2 separate regions of the Homo sapiens genome follow, and region 2 is linked to region 1. Evidence: read pairs that join two places in POLR2A ChIA-PET (ENCODE). Cell type or tissue: CD4-positive, alpha-beta T cell. All regions are shown on one strand. Each heading gives the region's core, and the rest is flanking DNA. Links, peaks and the distances in the headings are about the cores only.

Region 1 (7,786 bases), core at 3,560-6,059:
TTTTTATCCCCAGATTTTTTTAAGAGAAAGATGATTAAGATAGGCATCTAAGATTTTGCTTTGAACCAGGTCTAACTATCCATGTATTTTTGAGAGCTTTCCAGAAAGGAGCAGAGCCAGATGACAAAATCAGTTCCCCCGGGGCTGAGTTGACTCAGAATATCTCCATATGGATGTCCCAAAACAAATTATACTCAACATGTCCCCAGATGAACTTGTCATTTGCCTTTCAAAACCATGATCTGAGAGTCCCCTTCAACTCTCCTCATGCGTCTCATATCTAACCGTTCACTGATTCCAGTTTTCAACTCTTTCCTCTAGTCCTATGATTACCCCTCTGTCCCGGCCCTCCCTCCCTGAAGGTCTTCCTGCCTCCAATATCTGCCCCCTCCCATCCTCATTCCCACTGCTACCATATTAGTCTCTGTAAAGCACAGGTCAGAGTGTACTGTTTTCACCTCTAAAATGCTGCTATCTTTTGTTTGCCTTTCAGACCCATTATGTACCCTTCTCCCCATTTTCTGTCCCGACAGCTAATCTGTATCGCATCAGCAAACTCCCTTCCCTCTGGCTACTAGTTCAGTTTTGACAATATGGAGCCCTGGAAAGGGAGAGTGAGTTCAGGGTATATATTCCTCAGCTACCTCCTTGCCTTACACACAAATCATCTGCATCTCTCACTTGAAGGCACAGATCCTATCTAGAAGCCTTCCCTACACACCTGGTTTAAATGCCATGTACTCTATACTTCTTTGCATCCCTGCCTTTGTCTTTCCTTTATTTCTCTGTCAGTCTGAAATTCTCTTCCTTCTCTTTACTGAAATATTTTCCATTTAATCCTGCATTATCCTTTGTATTGGGTTTATTAGGAAGATTCCAGAACTGCAAAATGGAAGGAGCCTTGAATTTACTGCTTGGGGAGAAGATGGCCCGCAGATCAGGAACAGCCCTTACAGACTTGACATGAATGAGAAACAAACAACTTCTATTGGGTTAAGACACAAAAACGTGGGGATATATCTGCTTCAACTGCTAGCATTACCTTAATTCATGAGTAAAATTATTTTAGGAAATAGAAAAGTTTCTCACTGAGGTTCCCAAGTGTGGCATTAAGGTAAGTTATAAACATCCAGGCAGGAAAACTGTGATCATGAGAAAGCTATAGGAGTTCACAAAGAATGTGTTTCCTACTGTGATAGTTTACTAGATTGGTAGAGAAAGAAAACCCAGCAGTTCTGGTCTTTCTGGACTTGCCCAAATCATTTGACAAAGCTATGATATTCTTTTATTTTAGAGGAAAAATTATTCACAAGATAAAAATGAAATTAAGTGAATTATTTACAGGTTGAATTAATTTATTCAAAGATAGTGGCTAATAGATAGGGATCAACCTGAAGAAAGTTTTCTAGTGGTAACAAGGCTTGGTTCTGTACCATGAACTTGGGGGCATTTTTGTTAGTTTTAGACTTAGATAAAAAGATAGAGTCTTGTTCATTAAATTTGCTCACATTAAACAATGACCTGAATTGAACAAATACAATTTTATAAGATAAATGGAAATTTTGATGCTTAGGCACACACACACACACACACACACACACACACACACACAATGTGAGTAAAGGATGGGGGAGCCATGGATTAAAACCACTTAATACTCTGAATTTACTTGTGGGTAAAACCTAGGAGTCAATAGTGTGATGTTATCACCTTAAGGTCTAGTGCCACCTGAAACTGCATTGACAGAAGAATAATAGCAATTGATAGGTAGATATCAGGTATTGACACCCCTTTATGCCAGGCACTGTAGTAGGCACTTTACTTGAGGCTACATATTAAACCATGTTTCCTAGAAAGGGAAGTAACTTGCCAAAGCCACGCTGCTAGTGAGTGGCAGTCTCTGAAATCAGATTTAGCAGAGTCTGTTCCTTTCTGCGCTAGTTAAGTCACATGGAATTATTTCTATTCTAGGCAGCCTATTTTAAGAGTAGAAAAGTAAAGCTTCTTAATGGGAAAAGGACCAAGATAATTTGAAAATCTTATCCCATGGAAATGTTTGAAAGATTAGGAGACAGAGGCCTTGGAGAAAAGAAGACTCAGAGAACTTGGCCCCTGTCTTCCAATATTCAACAGATTGCCAAGAAGGAGGATTTGAATGATTCTGTTCTGCCTCCTGGTCTCTCATACAGGATTTATTGGAGGAATAAAGAAAAGCTATGAAGTGATAGATTTCAATTCAATATCAGGAAGAGCCTTCTAACAGAGTTGTCCAAAGACAGACTTGGCTGCATCAGAGAGACTGGACACTTCCAACCTCAACTTGCAGCACTTGGCAGGGATTTTCCTGGGCAATTGACCTCGGGTCATTTTTAAAGGTTCCTTCCAGGTTTGAGAGCCTTTGATTTTCATGCTCACTGTGCTGTACTTGGGCAACTCAGGAAATTTGCAAACCAGCTGGCAGTTGCCTGCATCATTTGTGTGGTGACTTGGCTTTGTCAAGAGATAGTTCAAGAGGCAAATAAAATCCTCCTCCTAGAGATCAGAGTTTATGTTTATAGAATGAATGAAAGAAACTATGAACCAAACATTTATGAACAATGTCTGTGAGCCAGGCACAGTGCCTGGACATCCTCCACATCTTGTGCCTTTCCTCCCACAAAGTACGGGACTGAAGTTATTTCCTTTGAGAAATAATCATTCTAGTCAAAGATAAAATGCTGTTTTTGTTTTCTGTTTCTCTTCAAGAGGTTTGACTGAAAAAAAGATCTCATCACTTCATTTTCATGCCTTATTATGATTGTGTTGACAACAATAATGGATTAATTCTTTCCAACCTCCAGAGAAGAGCTGCCAGATAATGAACATGGGGAGGAATGCTGAGAAACCATTTTCCTTTTTGAGTAGGGTCTGGATTTAGGTAGGGAGGGCAGGGGCAGAACAACCAGAAATAGAGAGATTCCTGTCTTCAAGAGGGGCTTGAAGGGGGGCACAGAGTGAACTTCTGAGAGTGCGTGGCAGTCTTGATACACACACACAAATCCACTTTTAATAACCACCAAGAGCACTGGACCTCGGACAGAGCATGTACACTGTGAAAAGGTATGCTGGTGATTTTCAAGCCTTTGTTTGTCCAAAATAGGCCAACATGGTTGAATTGGGTCTCTAAAGCACCTCTGGAAAACCCCAGGGAGTTTTGAACACAGTTTGAAAAAGCACTATGATAAATAAGTCCAAGTGAATACAGGGCAAATAGATGGCAATCCCTGGGCTTGTTTATTTCTAAACAGAGTTCTCTCCCAGGCTCTCCTAGTACAGCATAGGCTAAGCTGAAAGACAGCCTATTGGTTGTCTGTTCTTTTTTGTTTAATTAATTTTTATTTTTATTTTAAGTTCTGGGGTACATGTGCAGGATGTGCAGGTTTGTCACATAGGTAAACGTGTGCCATGGTGGTTTGCTGCACGATCAACCCATCACCTAGGTATTAAGTCCCGTGTGCATTAACTATTTATCTTGATGCTCTCCCCCTACCCCACCCTCCAACAGGCCCCAGTGTGTGTTGTTCCCCTCCCTGTGTCCAGGTGTTCTCATTGTTCAGCTCCCACTTACGAGTGAGAACATACGGTGTTTGATTTTCTGTTCCTGTGTTAGTTTGCTGAGGATAATGGCTTGCAGCTCCATCCATGTCCCTGCAATGGATGTGATCTCATTCCTTTTTGTGGCTGCATAGTATTCCATGGTGAATATGTCCCACATTTTCTTTATCCAGTCTGTCATTGATGGGCATTTGGGTTGATTCCATGTCTTTGCTCTACCTGTTCTTTATTCTCTGTTTTCAGGGATAGCACTCTGGTCCTTGTCCTCATTACTACTAAAATCCCCTTGCCCTTCTCCCTACCTCTGGTCTCTGTCACTTCCAATGCATGCTGAATATAGAAAACAGACTGTTTTTTTTTTCCTAAAGTATATTTGTAAGGTCATGCTCTTGCCCAAGAATCTACCGAAGTACACTATTACCACCACTTTATTCAGGCTTCCCCGCTTCCACACACTTGTCCTCAAACAATCTCTGTTGCAACCCACCTGTCCTCTCTCACTCTCACCTTCAGGCCTCACCCGGCTGTTCCTTGCCTGGAACACTCTCTGTAGACCCAACCCCACCTCTTCTTTCCCTGATCACTTCTGCTGCTCACCCTTCCACCTTCCTTTGGACAGACTAGGAGCAACCCACTGCCCCCACCATGATGTGCACTATAATAGTACTTTATAACTTTCTATCCAAGGCAATCTAATTATAGTGCTTTTAAAGTTGCTTTATTACTTGTATCTCCTACTAAACTAAACAGCAAAAAAGGAATTTCTATACTTTATTTACTCTTGTACCTCCAGATCCTGGCAGTATAATTATTTGTTGAGTAAGTGATTAACTTCGACATAAATATTTGTTGAACAAGTAAATGAGTGAATGAGTGTGCGGCTGTTGATAGGATGATAGCTGGTTAGTAGCCTTTTACAGGTGTATTTTTCTTTGTGACACTCTTTCAGGTGGTCTTTGCGTTGTGATCCCCACAGTTTTGGAGTACCAAGTAAATGTTCCTTTTCTCTATTCATAGATGGGACAGCATGGCAGGAGTCATGAGTCTTCTGGAAATGAGACACTCTGAGTGTGGAGGAGGCTGTTGAACATCTATGGGAAAAAAAGAAGGAATTCAGGGCACAGTCTCCCTGGTAGCTGGTGGTGGTGGTGGGACAAACCCTGGAGGAGCTGGAAAAATGGCTTTTGTGCTCCTTCTTATTTCCATGTGGTAGCAGACATCATGCCTTATCTTGTTACCCAGAATCTCCCCAGTTTGCCATTGAAGAAATCAAGGTGTAGAGAAGCATAAGGACTTGCTCAGATATGGTGGCAGTGCCAGGCCTAGAGCTTAGTTCTTGCAGCAATACTTTCTGCCACCCTTCCTCTTCTCCCCACTACTCTCTGAAAGCCCTCTTTCCTATTTGCTAACTCAGTTATGCATGCAATGCTTCCTCCACGGCACTCACCACCACTGATGTGTGATGCTGTGAAAGCAGGAGGTCAAGGCCAGGGCACTTCCTCCTGTCTAGCATTTCTTGCAGAGAAGAGCTGTTCCTGTGTGTGTAGTAGGTGGGTGGGGCAAGGACTGGGACAAGCAGCACCAGGGGAGATTGCAAGAAATCCATCCCCATTTATGCAAATCTTTTCTTCTGGGGCTTCAGTAACAGCTTCACTTTTTTCTTTTGAAACTCCCAACAGAAAATGTTGTTTTAGATGGGTGCATGTGTGCAAGTACACATAAGTGCACATAACAACATCAGATACTCACGATAGGCATACTGTAGAGGATGAAAGGCCCACACCTACTTCAACCACCTTCATTCCCTCCTTCTCATGATTCATTTGTGGAGCGGGAGGCTGCTGACATCTTCAAATACAAGCCTCTCTGAGCTTGGAGTCAAGGGGCAACATTTCTGCAGAGGGCTCCTATAGACATCCATTTCCCCATGCTTTATTTCCAAGACCCTGATTTACGATGGATAAATTAAAGTTTCTTTGTTTATCACATGATAAGAAATGCAAGTTCATCTGCAAGATTCTCTGAGTTATTCCTTGCTCTGCAGATTTCATAAGTTCTGGTGGAGTTGACCTCCTTTCTGCTAAATGAGCACTGTTCCTGACCATGGATATTGGTATTGAAGATTTCTCAAAGGATCCAGCTCTTTAATTGGAATGTCCATGAATCAGGAAGAGCAGTGAATAGCTAGTTAAATGGTAATGGCCTTAAACAAGTCCTCAACACACATGAGCAACTGATTTCTTTTTCCTTTTATCTTTTTGTCCTTTCATTCCTTCAACCAATTTTCTCTTAGGGATCAAGGAGCTCACAATCTAGGGAGAGAGACAACAAAAAATTTGACCATTATTGCAAAATGTAGATGTAAGATGCTTGTATTGCAAGCAACAGAAAATCTGGCTCAATCAGGCTCAAACCAGGAAGGAAATTGATTGGCTCACATGACTGAAAACTCTCAAGGAAGGTTTGCCTAAGACAAGCTCACTCCCAGCAGCTCAGCCATTGGGTTTCTTTTCCATTTCTCTACCTGCCTTCTGGGATACTGGCTGCATTCTAAGGCTGACCCTGCTCAGAGTCCCAAAATGGCCATAAGCAACTCTCAGAGAAACATGCTTCCTTTTTCAGATCCCATGAGAAAGAATGTGTCTTTGCCCCAGCACTCCTGGAAAATGTCCTGAGACTCAGTGTGGTTCAGGGTGGGGCTGGTGGCTAAGCTGAGCTAATCAATTACATGACCAAAAGATGGTCACAGGCTCCACCCTGGAGGTAGATGTGAGAGTCAGCTGCACAGGAATCCCTAAATGGAAACAGAGCTGTGGGACAGGAAAAAGCAAGATAGCAAGAAATGTTGATTTCAGGGAAAGGGCTTTCACAGGGGTATTAATGTGATTGCCTGATGGGTTCTTCTTGCTGGCTGCACAGATAAACCCAATTTACTGAGACAGCAGTCTTGCAGTAAAGAAAGAATTTAGTTAATGCAAGACTGACCAAGCAGAAGGACAGGAGTTTATTATTACTCAAATTGCCTCTCCGAGAACTCAGAGGCTAGAGTTTTTATGAATAATTTGGTGGACAGGTGGGTAGGGAATGGGTGCTGCTGATTGGTTGGGGATGAAATCATAAGGGTGTGAAAAATGGTCCTCGTGTGCTGAATCTGCCTCTGGGTTGTGACCACAGGTGTGATTAAGACATGAGTTACGTGTCCAGGTGGGGTCAGTCAGTTGCCAGAATGCAAAAGTCTGAAAAACGTCTCAAAAGACCAATATTAGGTTATACAATAGTGATGTTATCTGTAGCAATAATTGTGAAAGTCACAAATATTATGGCCTCTGGCCACATGCTCTCCAGCATAGGGATTATAAAAACTATGCCTACATTTTAGCAGAATTCAGGCCCCTTCCATAATCCTAATCTCATGGCCTTTCATTAGTTTTACAAAGGCAGCTTCTGTCCCTCAGCAAGAAGGAGGTTAGTTTTAGGGAGGGACTATTATCATCCTTGTTCTAAAGTTAAACTGTAAACTAAATTCCTTCCATAGTTAGCTTGGCGTATGCCCAGGAATGAGCAAGGACAGTCAGCCTGTGAGACTAGAAGCAAGATGGAGTCAGCCATGCTAGACCTCTCTTGCTGTCATAATCTTTGCAAAAGTGGTTTCAATCATGTGACACCTGGAAGCACAAGAGGGGGGTCCCCCTCAGCCTGAGTAGGCTCAGGGTTTTCTGAGCCAAGAATGAGCCGTGGAAATGCAGGAAATTTGAACTGATCAACTACTAGAATATATTCCTATTGTACTTGAGGTGGAAGCTACCCTAGGTTAGAAAATGATGACAGTGTGAAATCTATCTAAAGAAGTCTGAGAACAGACTTTATGCCAGGACTCAAGAGGCTGTGTGTGTTTGGGAGTCCACATTCATCTCTTAAATTCTCAGCAAAGAGGATGAAAATATTTGAATATGTCCTAAGAGAGCTGTTCATACGCAGATTTCGGTTCCAGGGCCTGGGTAATACTGAACTGTATTACACAAGACAAGCCTAGGCTTGATTCCAACCAATCTGGGTTTGAGTCTTAGCTTTACCACTCATTGTGGCCTTGGGGAAATCACTTAACCTCTCTACTTGACCTCTTTGTATTTAAAATTTGAATAGCAGCACTTTCCTTGCAGTGATTGTGAAAAGCAGAAATAATGCCTCACAG
Region 2 (7,786 bases), core at 3,581-6,080, 53 kb before region 1:
TATGTGAATGAGTATAATATTACACAAAGTTAAAATACATAATAAAAATGTATAATAAAAGCTGTAAAGGAACACAGCAAAGAATTTCATTTGATAAACCAACAAATAAGAAAAAATAAAATTATTAAAAATATTCAGTTGAAGAGAAGGTAGAAAAGAAGGAAAAGAGACAAAAAAAATCAATGGGTCTAAAAGAAAACAAATAGCAAGATGGTAGACTTCAATTCAATTGTATTAGTAATCACATTAATTATAAATGGTCTAAACATTCCAATTAAAAGGTAGATTGCTAAATTGGATTAAAAAGCAAGCTCCAGCTGCTGGTGATCTCCTTGTAGGCAAGGATTCATGTCTTCTTTAACTTGGTATTTCTTGAATATAGAAGAGTGCTAGACACATAAAGCTCAATAAATGTTTGTAATATTAGTACTGTGATAACATTTACTTATTCAGGCAAGGCTTTGCAAATATAATACGCCATTCAAGGCTTACATCAATCCTATAAGATAAATAAGGTATGTATTTTCCCCATATTACAGATGAGGAAGTGAGATAGAATAAATAATTGCCTACATATTAGGCTGCTGAGTTATTAATTCTATTTCTGCACTAAATTCTGATCATAATTTAGGGATGATTCAGTTTCCAATCATTAAGGTACTCCATGAGGCAGATGGTGCTTCTTATCTATAACTTCCATTTTTAGGTATATGAGATCTGAATAAGCTTCTAGATGAATTTCTGGAAGTGTCAATTTAAGAGTTACAAAAAAAGGAGACATATATTGATATAAATTCTTGGTTCCAAAGATGATAAGTATTTTTAAATTTTTCTCCCTATTTCATATGACCAAGCTTTTGAGTCTCATGTTGCTCCAAATAATAGATTTTCAAAATCCCTGAGATATTAATTCTTCTACCATCAAATATAATGGTGAGAAAACTACAATAGCATCTATAAAAATGTAATCCACCATATTAGGCCTAAGCACTGTAAACAACATATAATTTCTTTCCTCTCACATGTATATTTTTCTTCTGAAAGTTTCATTCTGAAAGATAAGATTTCCACTTCTCTACACCTGCATTCTTTTTTTTTTTTTTTTTTTTTTTTGTTTAGTAGAGGTGGGGTTTCACTGTGTCAGCCAGGATGGTCTCGATCTCCTGACCTCGTGATCCGCCCGCCTTGGCCTCTCAAAATGCTGGGATTACAGGCATCAGCCACCGCGCCTGGCCATCTCAGGGTAATCTTTTTTTAAAAAGAATTTTTTTTTAATTATACTTTAAGTTCCAGGGTACATGTGCACAACATGCAGGTTTTATATACGTATAAACATGCCATGTTGGTGTGCTGCACCCATTAACTCGTCATTTACATTAGGTATTTCTTTTAGGGCTATTCCCTCCCTCCCCCCACCCTACGACAGGCCCCAGTGCATGATGTTCCCCGCCCTGTGTCCAGGTGTTCTCATCGTTCAGTTCCCACCTATGAGTGAGAACATGTGGTCTACACCTGATTCTTCATATGGAGTTTAATTTTTGAGGTTCTCTTATGGCCAGAAGTTAGAAAAACTATTTTCTTAATCTTTGATTCTATAATCTGCTTTGAAAGCAAGAATAATACCAATGTGCTTCACAAATTCCAAATTGTGACTGAGTGTTCTTTAGATTTATTTAGGTCCTCAAATAGCCATTGCCTGCCGGCTCCCGTTGAAATCTGTGATGCTGATGAAAGCCATGAGCCCAGGAAGTGCTGGTCTGGCCAAAAGATGCTGCTGTCAGCAGCAGTGGGGGATATCTGTTGTGCTCATCTGAGTTTTAAATCCTGAAGCTTCTTTAAGTGAAAAGGTGCCAAGGTGCTGGAAAGATTCTTCATTTTCACTCAGTAAGAGGTAGGTTCTATAACTATTTTTTTAAAAACACTTTCCAGCCTGGCTGTGGTGGCTCACGCCTGTAATCCCAACACTTTGGGAGGCCAAGGCGGGTGGATCACCTGAGGTCAAGAGTTCAAGACCAGCCTGGCCAACACGGAAAACCCTATCTCTACTAAAAATACAAAAAAAAAATAGCTAGGTTTTGTGGGGGTGGGGTGGGGGGGGGGACCTGTAATCCCAGCTACTTGGGAGGCTGAGGCAGTAGAGTTACTTGAGCCTGGGAGGCGGAGGTTACAGTGAGCCAAGATTGCACCATCTCACCATTGCACTTCAGTCTGGGTGACAGAGCGATACTCTGTCTCAAAAAAAGAAAACAAAAAGAACAAAACAAACAAACACAAACAAAAAAAAACACTTTCCAGAAGAAAAGTAGAGTTTCTTCATCATGATGGTAATGTTCTCATTAGTCATATAGATGTGACTGAAGTACGGGAGTTGCAGACATTTTGCCTTTTGGTTACAGAGAAAACTAATAATGAGACCAAAGACTGGAGACAGAAAATAGGGCTAAGTTTAGAAAGAATGGAACCAGATCTTCTACTCTTGGCAGTGCCCTTGCCAGTTCCCCAAGCAACCTTCTTGCTCTCTCCTCAGAACCCCTAGAACCATATGGGGAATGTACACTAAGGATCCATGGTCCTGACCACCTTCCCTCTTCAAAGTCAATGAGTTCAGGGGTCTTATCTCTTTAGAAAGTTGATTTCTATCATGAAAACGACCCAGTTGTCCTTATAGTGAACACATAAACCAGTGATTAACAAATGGAAGTTGGAGATACGTTTGAGACCAACTCACATGCTGGCTTGAAAATTGTATTCTGACTAAACTGATTTACATCTTCTTTTCAAATACCTTTTTATTCATTATCGTATACTCAGCTTGGCTCGGGAATTTAGTGCCAGGCTTCTATAGCAAATGGGAATAGGGATTGCTGAAGTTAATCTCTGCTAATGTGTAAATTAATAAATAAGCTTTTCTGAAATGCTTAAATCTTTTGCTAAAGGCTCCTAAGAAGTGATACTAATAGGAAAGTGCCTATGGAGCAATGCTAAGAAATTTCAGCAAGAAGGAGAAGCTCAGACCTAATGCAAGAGCATGGCAGACATGATTCTGGTCAGTTAAATGCTCAAATTTACTAATGCACTTTCACATGTAGCCAGTTACATTTAAGTGGCTTTTAAAAAAAAATCAATTCTATAATTAAGTTTCACAGCATGAAGACATAAGCTAGTAGTTATGTTTTAAATTAATAAAGTGATGAATTATTGCTTAGAGTGAGCACACCAGGAGAGACTAATGAATGTTTTGTTGAGGTAAACTAGTGTAAAAGGAAAAAGACACAGGACATGGCTTGCCTTGGCTCAGCAAAAAAGGGATCAGGGGAGGCCAGGCTCAGTGTTTGAAGAGTCTTTCATTTCATAAAGGGTTTTAGAGTGCTTAAAGAGAGAAATGCATCTCTTCCTCTTCCTTCTTCCTCCTTCCCTCCTTATCCTTCTTAAAAAAATTGGTCTGTGGTTTTGGACAATTTAAATTTGTAATAACTGTTACAAACTGTAATGTAGAAAAAGAAACAGAACCCAGACAAATTGGTTAATGTATAAATGCATTTTTTGCAATATTGGCTTGCTCCAGTATTGTTTCTGGTGTGGCAAGCCTATGGAGCTCAGTGGGAAGACAAGCTCTTCCTGCTGCCCACACCCTGTTCTCTCACAGACAAAGATCTTGGAAAGGCAGACCTTGGCAGGTGTCTGCTCTGCACACAACGAAGGCAGATGACCTAGTTGAAGTCTGTGGCAAATGCCTTCCAGCAATGCTACCAAATTAGCATTAAAACAAACAAACAAACAAACAAAAACTCTAATTCAATTTTTTTTCCCATTAGGCTGAAACTCTGATCATTGCAAAGCAGATGGCGTAAAGCAATAGAGTAGGAGTGGGATTATTTTCTAGCATGAATTAAATTGCTTATAAGCCAATTCCTAGGTAATGGAAGTCTGTAGAGCATCATCATCTGTTTGTTTGGGATCTGGTCAAGTAACATGCCAACAATGGTATTAAAAAGAAAAAAAAAGAAGCAGTTGATAGAAATCAGGAGGAATAAGATTTCGACACAAAGACTGATGGTCTGTTTAGTGAAATGAAAAGAGACCTGAGAGTTAGAAGACTTGGGCTCAAGTCCTGACTCTATTTACTACTTGCTTCCTAACTGTGCCTTATTAAGCCACTTAATCTCTCCAATCCTCAGTTTCTTCATCTATAAAAATAATAATAATAATGGTGAGTATTTCCTTGGGTTACTGTGAAGATTTCACAACAATTTCTTTAAAAAAAAGCTATTTTGTTGTAATATCGGAATGATTAATAGACACTAATATCTTTGTAAGGCTTTAGTCTTCCTATCTTTCTATAAGATGCCTACTTTAGATTATCTGACCTGAATGTTTGACTTAACCTTTTTGAAAGAAGAGATAAACAAGTCTTGTGATTATTCAGGCATCTTTAGTTTAATGAACTCCTAGATAATTTGGGAAATCACTGCAACTAACTAGCTACTTCTTGTTTGTCTTGTTCTACATTCATTTCCAAGATATCCTCTGTCCAAACTTGGGAAGAAGTCAGAGCTGATAGGGTTTCTTTGTAAACGGAATTGTATTCTGTATAGTTTAAGAGAAAGAGTGAGCAATTAAGCAACAGTAACTTACTCCAATATCTGAGCTGATAAAAACCTCAATAGTAGATGAGATTATGGTCCTCTCATACGCTATTCATTCTGTTTTTACAAGCCAGTGGTTTAGGATGTTCTAAGTCCCAAATGGAGTTGGAATATTATTTTCTAGTGTGTGACTTTCTAGTCAACTGAAGGTATATCTGTATCCCGGAGACTTATTTGATTATTTGGGAGGGCTTATTATAAAAGGATTGCAGAAAGCATTTACACGACTTGCAATTATATCTTTTTTTGAAACGGAGTTTCACTCTTTCACCCAGGCTGGAATGCAGTGGCATGATCTCACCTCACTGCAGCCTCCGCCTCCCAGGCTCAAAGGATCCTCCCACCTCAGCCTCCCGAGTAGCTGGGACCACAGATGTGCACCATCATGCCCAGCTACTTTTTTTGTATTTTTGGTAGAGACGGGGTTTCACCATGTTGCCTAGGCTGGTCTCAAACTCTTGAGCTCAAGCAGTCTGCCTGCCTTGGTCTCTCAAAGTGCTGGATTACAGGTGTGAGCCACCATGCCCAGCAGCAACCATAGCTCTTACGAGATTTGTTCCCTTGAGTTTCATCAACATTTTCAGATTTGTTAGCATCTGACATTGAAAACAAGAGTTTTCTAAAAATATTTGAAAGAGATTCATGACAAAGAAAGGATTTCCGAAATTCTTTATCTCTCATTTAACATACCAAGAATCACACCTGGACCACATTTCTCTATAACAAGGAATAAGCTTTTGGATCAGGTAAATGTTCTGCCATGATGGCCAGGCCATGAGGTGTGTTCCCTGAATAGAAGGAGGATTTCATGTGCAGGAAGCAGGAAAAGTCTATCCCTTTTATCTCCAGGAGACAATGAAAAGAAGGGAGACAGAGGTAGGTAAAGAAGGCTGTCAGACATGTGAGTCCTGAATTCCCTTTGATGAGCTTTAATTTTACTTCCTGCTAGAAATCTGCAAGAGGCATCTGTGCAATGGACATCATGCCAACAAGGCACAGCTCAGCTAAGAGAGCAGCAGGCTAGACAGAGGATCTGGATTACACTCCTGAGTCTCTCCTGATTTCTGTATGGCATAAACACCAAGAGAGAGCCAGGGGGTCATCCTTAGGGCCATCATGGTTGGAGTGAGATAATCACATAATAAAGGCTGGGGAAGAACAATTTGGTCTGGGGCTCTGGAAGGACATAACAAAGACTCAGAGAAGTCTGCCCTGCAAAGTTAACAGAAAGTAGCCACAGGATCCTGACTCAACTGAGAAAGAATTCAGCAGCTGCCCACTGCAAAGCAGACTCCCTACAGGCAAGGCCACCTAGGATTGGGAGGACATCAGGTGGGCTTGAGACTCTTTTACTCCAGTGTTTTTCCTTTCATATCCTAGACACTACGTAGGAGAAAGAAAAGTTAATATTAATAACAGCAATTATTCCAACAGTACAGGTATTACTCAGAGGTTATTTACATTGTAGCAGTAGAGAAAGGTTTACCTGGATTCGGCATTGAGTCATCCTCTTTGGTATATCCCAACAAACAAGCAAGGGAAGCATCATGAGAAAGATTAGGCCCAGAGGTATATCTTCTCTGCACATCTGAATTGTTATGTGAGTAAATTTTGCAAGCCCATCACACAATATTTCCTAAGCAATATGAGATAATAAAAATTTATCTGTTGAAAGCTTCATGTATGCCAAGCACTAGGCTAGGAACTGTAGACTGAATGAAGGATGAGGCGTAGTGTAGTCTTTGCCTTCAAGAAGCTCATGGTTTAATAGGAGAGCCATCTCAGGTCATTAAAATGATCCGTTTACTTGTCTAAGTATTATAGTTAAAGCAAGCACAAGAGGATGATAGGAGAGCCATCTACCAAATCTATCAAGATTATGGTCTAGAAATGTCCAATGAGCATCATACATGACTAAAAAGGTGCTGCTAGTAGCTATCAGACTTCAGAAGTTTAGTGGCTTAAAGAAAAGAGCTATTCTTTCTCATGAAAGAGTCATGGAGGGTCTTCTGGTAGGAGGAGCAGCTATCCTCTCCTTCATTCAGGGACCCAGGCTGAGGGTTGCTCTGTCATATTCAACATGTGGATCTCAAAGTCACCTTGAGCATCCACCTTACAGTCAGCCAACAGTGAGAGGGTTTTATGGACACACATAACTACAAGGGAAGTTGGGGGAGTTAAGCTGGTCAAGGGGGAGACAGGATTTTGTAGGACATCTGTAATGTTCCACAAATGTAAGCTTCACTGACTGTAGTGGAATGGCTTGTTGAAGATTAAAAACTGATGGCTTTTGTTTCGAACTGTGGAAGTGAGGCATGGAAGATCTTTCAGTAGCATTTAGACAGTGACTCGAGACATTCTTCTTCCATCTCTTGCCACAAAGGTGGGGTTATAAACAGATCTATTGTTTTTGTAGGTGAGAGCTCTCTTGAAGGAAATCATATTTTATTGTCCAAAAAGAAGGTAGGGGTTAACATTTTAGAGTTTAGAAGGCCAGAAAGAAAAGAAGCTTCCAGGTTTGTACTCAGATCCATTGCACCCACAGCAACAACCTGTAAACAGGCCATTTTGTGTTTTCTTCAGCAGAAAGGCAATCCAGGTCTCTTGTCCTGGAAAGCATTTAGAATGAGGCATTTGTGCTTTAGGGCATAGCGAAAGAGGTATCAGCATTCTGAGGAATGAGAAGGGGCAGGAAGTTTGTTGGGTGCTCAGCGTGAGAGCCGGTCTTGGGATCCTTCTGTGGCTCTAGTGGGTCCAGGGCTGGTGGACTGAGGAAAGGACTGTAGTGAGTGGACACTGCATGGTGCCTGTGGAGTGACTGGACCAGACCATCAGTCACAACCTTGTGTTTCAGGAGGGCTCTTGAATGACAGGCTGCTGATCTGTAGTTGAATGGAGCCTTCCTCTTCTCTGAAGTTCAGGGACCCTATCCAGTAGTGTCTTTTGGAGATACCATCCATGAATGTCTCAGCCCCTGTGATATGGCATTGCTCAGCAACACCCCTGTGCTGGAGGGACACTCTTTCAGAATGGCTGCACTTGCTACTCCACGGGCAAAGAGCCAAGTGAATGCCTCCATGTACATCTAATCTCTCAAGTGGAAAAGCCAGTAGCAATTTTCTGCGGAGCTTTCTTCCTCA

The links. ChIA-PET counts read pairs that join two places held together with the same protein. Peaks named below come from ENCODE experiments on the same cell type or tissue, not always from the same donor. Only the 100,000 strongest peaks of a DNase experiment are listed, where the experiment ranks them.
Region 2: POLR2A ChIA-PET joins it to region 1 with 5 read pairs; 4 of 35 experiments call an interaction of 5 or more read pairs at or near these places.

The regions. Positions count from the first base shown.
Region 1 is chr5:54,671,287-54,679,072 of GRCh38, reverse strand. The region is part of intron 1 of LINC02998 (long intergenic non-protein coding RNA 2998); the gene reads left to right. Among named protein-coding and RNA genes, the nearest start is that of LINC02998, 69 kb to the left of the region's middle. In CD4-positive, alpha-beta T cell, for the core only: no CTCF peak of the experiment used is centred there; a DNase peak (open chromatin) is centred at 5,052.
Region 2 is chr5:54,723,947-54,731,732 of GRCh38, reverse strand. The region is part of intron 1 of LINC02998 (long intergenic non-protein coding RNA 2998); the gene reads left to right. The region is part of intron 2 of LOC105378969 (a long non-coding RNA gene); the gene reads right to left. Among named protein-coding and RNA genes, the nearest start is that of LINC02998, 16 kb to the left of the region's middle. In CD4-positive, alpha-beta T cell, for the core only: no CTCF peak of the experiment used is centred there; no DNase peak of the experiment used is centred there.